Linked DNA regions of Homo sapiens: region 1 is linked to region 2. A link is an interaction called in ENCODE POLR2A ChIA-PET data of the cell type or tissue named here. Cell type or tissue: PC-9. All regions are shown on one strand. Region 1 overlaps IGF2BP3 (insulin like growth factor 2 mRNA binding protein 3). Region 2 overlaps IGF2BP3 (insulin like growth factor 2 mRNA binding protein 3).

What was found. ChIA-PET counts read pairs that join two places held together with the same protein. Peaks named below come from ENCODE experiments on the same cell type or tissue, not always from the same donor. Only the 100,000 strongest peaks of a DNase experiment are listed, where the experiment ranks them.
Region 1: POLR2A ChIA-PET joins it to region 2 with 5 read pairs; 4 of 35 experiments call an interaction of 5 or more read pairs at or near these places.

What each region holds. Positions count from the first base shown.
Region 1 is chr7:23,326,712-23,330,711 of GRCh38, forward strand. The region is part of intron 10 of IGF2BP3 (insulin like growth factor 2 mRNA binding protein 3); the gene reads right to left. Among named protein-coding and RNA genes, the nearest start is that of MALSU1, 29 kb to the left of the region's middle. In PC-9, no CTCF peak of the experiment used is centred here; no DNase peak of the experiment used is centred here.
Region 2 is chr7:23,416,058-23,420,057 of GRCh38, forward strand. IGF2BP3 (insulin like growth factor 2 mRNA binding protein 3) reads right to left here. Exons shown (of 15, transcript NM_006547.3): 3 at 2,719-2,767. Among named protein-coding and RNA genes, the nearest start is that of SNORD65C, 22 kb to the left of the region's middle. In PC-9, no CTCF peak of the experiment used is centred here; a DNase peak (open chromatin) is centred at 2,144; H3K4me3 peaks cover 947 bases; H3K27ac peaks cover 2,739 bases.

The sequences.
Region 1 (4,000 bases), 89 kb before region 2:
ATACACCATGGAATACTATGCAGCCATAAAAAATGATGAGTTCATGTCCTTTGTAGGGACATGGATGAAATTGGAAATCATCATTCTCAGTAAACTATCGCAAGAACAAAAAACCAAACACCGCATATTCTCACTCATAGGTGGGAATTGAACAATGAGAACACATGGACACAGGAAGGGGAACATCACACTCTGGGGACTGTTGTGGGGTGGGGGGAGGGGGGAGGGATAGCACTGGGAGATATACCTAATGCTAGATGACGAGTTAGTGGGTGCAGGGCACCAGCATGGCACATGTATACATATGTAACTAACCTGCACATTGTGCACATGTACCCTAAAACTTAAAGTATAATAAATAAATTAATTAATTAATTAATTAAAAAAGAAGATATTTTGTCTTACACAACTTAGACATGAACTACTTGATAAACACTTTCATGGGATTCTCTTGAATCTTAGATTCCTATTGCATAATACTATAAATTCAGCTCCCAAGTACTCAAGTTAACCCATCAGTACTGTAGTATGTATACACACAGCCATAAGACAGATCCTAATTTCTAATTTTTTTTTTTTTTTTTTTTGAGACGGAGTCTCGCTCTGTGGCCCAGGCTGGAGTGCAGTGGCGCAATCTCGGCTCACTGCAAGCTCCGCCTCCCGGGTTCACGCCATTCTCCTGCCTCAGCCTCCCGAGTAGCTGGGACTACAGGCGCCCACCATCACGCCCGGCTAATTTTTTTGTATTTTTAGTAGAGACGGGGTTTCACCGTGTTAGCCAGGATGGTCTCGATCTCCTGACCTCGTGATCCGCCCGCCTCGGCCTCCCAAAGTGCTGGGATTACAGGCGTGAGCCACCGCACCCGTCCTGAAATTCTTAAAAAGTCTCAAACAACCGCAGAGCAACAGTTTTGCTTTCAAAAATCTCAGGAACTAGGTAGAAATCTTTAAAATTTTAAGCCGTTTTCAAAAATCAGCCAAAGAAAACAGTAACACTGGGCTCTGACAGCTTTACTAGATGTAGAAACCAATTTGTGCCATTTAATGTCGGACTACCAAATGACATCACTCTTCCCACATGGAGATCACTAGTGGCACTAATGGTTCCACCTTTTTCCTGTGAGCCCAGAGCAGAGGCAAAGAGCAGAGCACTAAGCACCATAAATCCATGGAGAGATACTGATCACCAACGGCAGAACCCCACATCAGACACACAGGCCGTGCCACTCGCTTGTCCCCCAATGCAGACTTACCAGGAGGCCATTCCGTAGGTCACAGTTTACTCACCCTGTTTGGTAGGAATTTTAATCGTGTTTATTTAAATCTGAGAGTCTCTTTGTCTCTCTAGACGCCCACCTATGACACAGGTGAAAAATCAATCCCACTCAAAAGTAGTTGGGCTGTATCCTTTCTGCTACCTCATTTGTTTACATTTTTCAAGAAAAATCTCAACTACTATCATCTTAAATCTTTAAAGGAAAAATTCAGTTAATTGTTTCCTTTTTTTCTTTTTTTGAGACAGAGTCTTGCTCTGTCTCCCAGGCTGGAGTGTAGTGGCACAATCTTGGCTCACTGCAACCTCCACCTCCTGGGTTCAAGCGATTCTTCTGCTTCAGCCTCCTGAGTAGCTGGGATTACAGGCGTGTGCCACCATGCCCAGCTAACTTTTGTCTTTTTAGTAAAATTGGGTTTCACCATACTGGTCAGGCTGGTCTCCAACTCCTGACCTCAGGTGATCCACTGCGCCTGGCCCTTAACTACTTTTTTTAAACAACTTTAAGCCTTTGGTTTCCTCTGAAGAAAATATTTTTAACAAAAACACTCCAGAAATAACAAAAGGGCTGGTTCTTTGAATATAAGGAATAACTTTTGCCTATTTTCCAATAAAATTGAAATGGGAAAGGATAACTGGACAAGAGAAAAATTAAAGTACAACAATGTGCTAACAAATCTGAAAATAGCAAGAATTTGTCTAGGAATTACCAAGGTTAATCACAAAAACTTATACATGACCAAGTAATTTAGACCTCTACAATCAACTACCTACCTAACCTAAAGTAAGTGCTATACCCAAACAGCTTCAGTACTTCGTTCTTTCAAGCCAAATGCTCAAGAAGAATGACAGAAGCCCAGTGAAAAGACAGACATGGAAAACCAGAAAGGTCAGGCAGACATATTCTATGAGTAAAAAAAATGTAGTAAAAATTTAAAACAAGAGCCGGGCGCGGTGGCTCATGCCTGTAATCCCAGCACTTTGGCAGGCTGAGGCAGGAGGATCACGAGGTCCGGAGATCGAGACCATCCTGGCTAACACCGTGAAACCCCGTCTCTGCTAAAAAAGAAATACAAAAATTAGCTGGGTGTGGTGGCGGGCACCTGTAGTCCCAGCTACTCGGGAGGCTGAGGCAGGAGAATGGCATGAACCCGGAAGGTGGAGCTTGCAGTGAGCAGAGATCACGCCATTGCACTCCAGCCTGGGCGACAGAGCAAGACTCCGTCTCAAAAAAAAAAAAAATTAAAACAAGGAATGGATACAATAAATAACATCCTAATTTGCTTTTTTACCTTAACTTGGATATCTTTTTTCACTCAAACGTCCCTACTGCATTTTGACAAGAGTATTCCCTCAAATAGATATACCACAGTTGATTTACCTCACCTACAGTGTGTGTGCATAGTTTCCAACTTCAATGTTTCAATAAAATCTTTGTACATAAAATTTGTGCCCTGTTTGAATACCTCTACTGCAACACGTTCTTAGAAGTAGAACTGCTGAGTCAAAAGGGCCTGAACATTTAAAATTGGTAAATATTAAATTCCCATACAAAAAGGCCCCTGCTCAGTCTATGGAATTCTAGTTATTCCATTCCAGTAGGACTCCAGTTAATACATTTATGATACCTTTGAATACTGCCTTTGTTTTCACATAAGAGTAGTGGAGATGGGTAAAAAGCATGCTGAGATAAAAATTCAGGTTGAGGCAAAAATAACTTTGACAAGGGTGAGTGTATGCAGCAGCCATGTGGCAAGATCAGTTTGGGTCTCCTCTGTGTGAGGTGCTGTGCATGACCTCATTTGTACCCCACAACAGATCCAATTTCTAGAAACTAACAACATTCTCATTTTAGAATTGAAAAAACTGAGCCAGAGAGGTTAAGTTATTTGCCTGAAGTCACACACCACCTGGTGGAGCCACGATTCAAACCTGGGTTTCTCTATCTCCTAAGCCAGATTCATAAACCAGTATGAAGCTCTCAATGGGTATAGATATGCTTTAAAATACAGCCAGAGCTGCCAGGCACGGTGGCTCACGCCTGTAATCCCAGCACTTTGGGAAGGCCGAGGTGGGCAGATCACAAGGTCAGGAGTTCGACACCAGCCTGGCCAACATAGTAAAACCCCATCTCCACTGAAAATACAAAAAATAAGCCAGGCATGGTGGCAGGCACCTGTAATCCCAGCTACTCGAGAGGCTGAGGCAGGAGAATGGCTTGAACCTGGGAGGCGGAGGCTACAGTGAGCAGAGATCACACCATTGCACTCCAGCCCGGGTGACAGTACAAGACTCTGTCTCAAAAAAATAAAATAAAATAATGTATAATATTTATACAATATATATTTATATAATATTTATATTATATATATATTTCTCTAGAGCTGTCAAAAATATACATGAAAGCTTTAAAGAAAAGTGCCCACTAGAACTGTCACTCGAGGGGCTGCCTTCCCCTCTCCTCTCACAAGTCCCTTGATTGGCCTTGGTATGACTTCCTGTGAGTCAAAAGAAATTTCTTTTGCGTAGTTGGCAAAAGCTTAAACCTATGATCATCAAAATGCTAAAAAGGGCATCCAGAGACAGTCAGTTATTTTTATTTTGAAAAATAGGGGTGGACTGAAGATTAAGAACTGAAAGCAACAACTGAAAGCAAGCAATGTTGGCCGGGCTGGTCTTGAACTCCTGACCTCAGGTGATCCGCCCGCCTTGGCCTCCCAGAGTGCT
Region 2 (4,000 bases):
CCAATGAGGGGGCCACCATCATCACCCCTGGTTAGAAAAGAGGAAAATGAGGCTCAAAGAATTTTAAAAACCTGTTCAGAGATCCCATAACTAGATCACACAATGAGAAAGTAGTGGAGCTAGGACATAATTCCAAGTCTGACCTCAAGGCTGCCCCATTTCCTGCAAAAAAAATAAAAATAAATAAATAAAATACAACTATAAGGCTTTTTTAGGTGCTCCAAGCTGCTTCACAGGGCTATTTACATTGCTCACAGAGAACTTACTATAGTGCTTTTTTGTTATCCTCTTGAGTCTTACTCTGTAACAGGCCCCTTCCTTTTTTCATCCCACTGCTCCTCTAGCAAAACAGGATGTCCTGTGGAATATCCCATATTTAGGACATGGCTAGTTGTTTCTTTGATGCATCATTTAATTTGTCACTCTATCTTCTGTATTTCTTGTAAACTCAAAGTTAGATTAAGACTGAAGCCAGTTGAACCTATTGAGATAAGACTATTTCCTCTGTGGTGACATGTATATTCTACTGCATTAAAGTAGAAGGTACATAAGGTCCGGTCATTCCACTTTCAGTGATTCTAAGATTAATCAGGGACTCAATGCCTAATCTTCCATTATAAAAATTGTCCAGAACTGCAAAATTATCGCTGTTTATGATAAGGCTTTGGCACAAAACAAGCGGCATACCCAGCGTGAATAAATAAAATATATACAGGCTGGGTGCAGTGGCTCACGCCTGTAATCCCAGCACTTTGGGAGACCAAGGCTGGTGGATCGCCTGAGGTCAGGAGTTTGAGACTAGCCTAACCAACGTGGTAAAATCCCATCTCTACTAAAAATACAAAAAATTAGCCAGGCGTGGTTGGCGGATGCCTGTAATCCCAACTACTAGTGAGGCTGAGGCAGGAGAATCATTTGAACCTGGGAGGCGGAGGTTGCAGTCAGCCAAGATTGCACCATTCCACTCCAGCCTGGGCAATGAGAGCGAAACTCCATCTCAAAAAACAAACAAACAAACAAACAAAAACATACAAAGTGACCCTTCTCAAAAAGGAAATAGTGTTCCCTCAAGCCTTTAAGGAAAGAAACACCTAACAGCAGCAGCCCATCTTATTCCTAACGAACTCTCAATAAAATTGTTTTTGTTGATCAATATGTAAATAATCATTAAATTTTTAAAGGGAGTCAAAGGTGAAGAATTCCAAAGTCTAGTTCCAAGCATCTTACGATTCAGTATGTGCTCTTGCTTAATTAACTTTATCTTGCGTGCCCATATTTGCCCATTTGAAAACAGAGATAATCCACTAACTTGACACTACCTCAAAGGACAATGAGGAGAGTAAAGTGAAATACAAAAATTAAGAAAAGTTAGATACGGCAAATACCCAGAATAAGGGAAAATGCAATAAACTAAAAGCTAAATTCTCTAAATTTGAAGAGATTATGAATGAATTAAAAGGAAACTCTGCCCATAGCAGATATGCTAGTACTCTAATAATTTACTTAAACTTGGTTTCTACCATTTGGCTGTTTCATAGAAAGCTACATCATACCAGATGTAGCTCCTGAACAAAAAAAATCATATTAAATTACATTTTAAATCATATTTAATATGGCTCATCTTAAAATAAGGGGATTGAACTAGTAATCTTGCTATTACAACACTTGAGGACCTATCCCACAAGCTACTGAATTCCCTAAATAAATGTTAATCTAAAACAGGAACATGTAAAAAGTTTAATCTTATAACCCACCGTTTCCATCTATAAAGTATATTTTTAGTGCATTATATAACTTGCAATATATTCAGCATATACCAAAAACCAACCCCTTCCTGCAAAGCTTAATCTCAATAATACTGTTCTGAAGATAAATATTCTCAGCACAAATCACCTGTGACCAACTGAGAAACCTTGGAGAATCAGACTTAGATCAACTTCCCACCAAACTAACCTTTTAACCAAACTTTGCATTTTGATGGGGGTTATGATTTAGTGACTCATCAAATGTCATTTTAGAAGACTAGTCTAAAACACACAAAACTAGTTAGTCTTGATTTTTTTTATATTAGAGATACATAAAAGCTAAGCAGTTTCTCTGCACCACCCTCTCCAAGGTGGGTTTTAAGAACTTTCAGGTTCCATTGTCTGAAGAGTCAAAAGACATTTTCTTTTATCCCTTCAACTACTGGTGTCTCAGATTCTCACCATGACATCATTATTATGCTTTGGAAACTGCTGACACAGGCTATTCAATTGTGCTAAATAGTTTGTGTTTATGCATATTACACAATCAGTGCAGTGCCACCATCTGAGCAAAAGGAAGCAGAATAACATTTTAAAGTAACAGCACAAAATAGCAGGTATTTGTCTTTTTAAAACTTTGCCAAGATAGGAACTTCATATTTAAATACAATTGGCAAACTCATCAGAAAGAACTGAAATCAACAAAATCCTGTTGGGAAGTGACTGAATGAGAAAGATTACCCAGTTACCCAAGAATATATTTCAATATTTGGTTTCTTATCCCAAAGAGCAGATTTTTAAAAGATACACTGTGCCCTTACTAAGAAAAACCCACACCAAGGCACGGGTCATAGGAGAAGAATTTTATGTTCTAGCACACCCAAGAGTTGAGGAAAGGAGAAAAAGCTTTGAAAAAACTAACAGCAATAGGCTTCCATACTTAGATCTTAATTTTAAATACAGAAATTCTTACCTCCCACTGTAAATGAGGCGGGATATTTCGTATCTGAAGTTTCCGAATCCTGCAGAAGAATTAAAATGTTTTTTAAAAGAAAAAAACATAAAAGCAAAACAATAATAGCCAACATGGAAGTTTAGAAACTACTTAAAATATTAACTCTATATTAATTACAAACCAATATCTATTAAGAAAATACAGCCCAAGAAGGAAAAGCAAAGAAGCAAAGTCATAAAATGCATAGAGACCATTTGGAGATCCAGCATTTATCGGACTGTTATGACTTATTTTAAAAGCCACTAAAATTGGCAGATAGAATGTTTAAAACACACTTATCTGATGACTACATTCTAAGTTCAAATCCGTTAGCTTCAAATTAGGCATCCCAGGACACAAACAAGGCCTTAGTCCAGGTGACCTTACTCTGACCGTTACAGCTAAGGAGTCCATGGATAAAATTCAGGGAAATAAAAATGAGGTGTGGGTGGCAGGAAATTACACATTTATCTTCACTATCCCCTAAATGAAATTTAACACGTCCTTCAATTATGAATGCTGGCACTAAACCACAGAATTACAGTACTTGTAATTTTGACATCAATATAAATCAGATATTTTCATACCACATTAGACTGTTGGAGATCTTTATCATCTATACTCATTACTGTGAAACTTAGATGTGTTGCTAGAACTTGTTGCTTATTATACTAAGCACCTATCACCAAGTTTTAACATTCTGCTAACTACATTTTAAAATAATTGGTTTCCTTTATAATCCTACGTATTTTATGCATTTTAAAACATCCTGAGGCCAGGCACAGTGGCTCAGGCCTATAATCCCAACACTTTGGGTGGCCAAGGCAGGTGGATCACTTGAGGTCTGGAGGTCAGGACCAGACTGGCCAACATGGTGAAACTCCTCCTCTACTAAAATTACAAAAAATTAGCTGGGCATGGTGGCAGGTGCCTGTAGTCCCAGCTACTCCAGATGCTGAGGCAGAAGAATCACTTGAACCTGGGAGGCGGAGGTTGCGGTAAGCCAAGATTGCATCACGGCACTGCAGCCTGGGCGACAGAGCGAGACTCCATCTCAAAAAAATAAAAAATAAGACATACTGAAACATAAGAAGAGATCCATAGGTTTCAGACTGCTAAAGGAGTGCACAGTACAGAAAATGTTAAGAATCAGCACCTTAGTCCAAATGCCTCCCTACACATGTATATATGTATGTATAAGGGAAGGAAGAGGGCGACACATATAACACAACTGCATGTTAACTGTATGAGACTATACCAT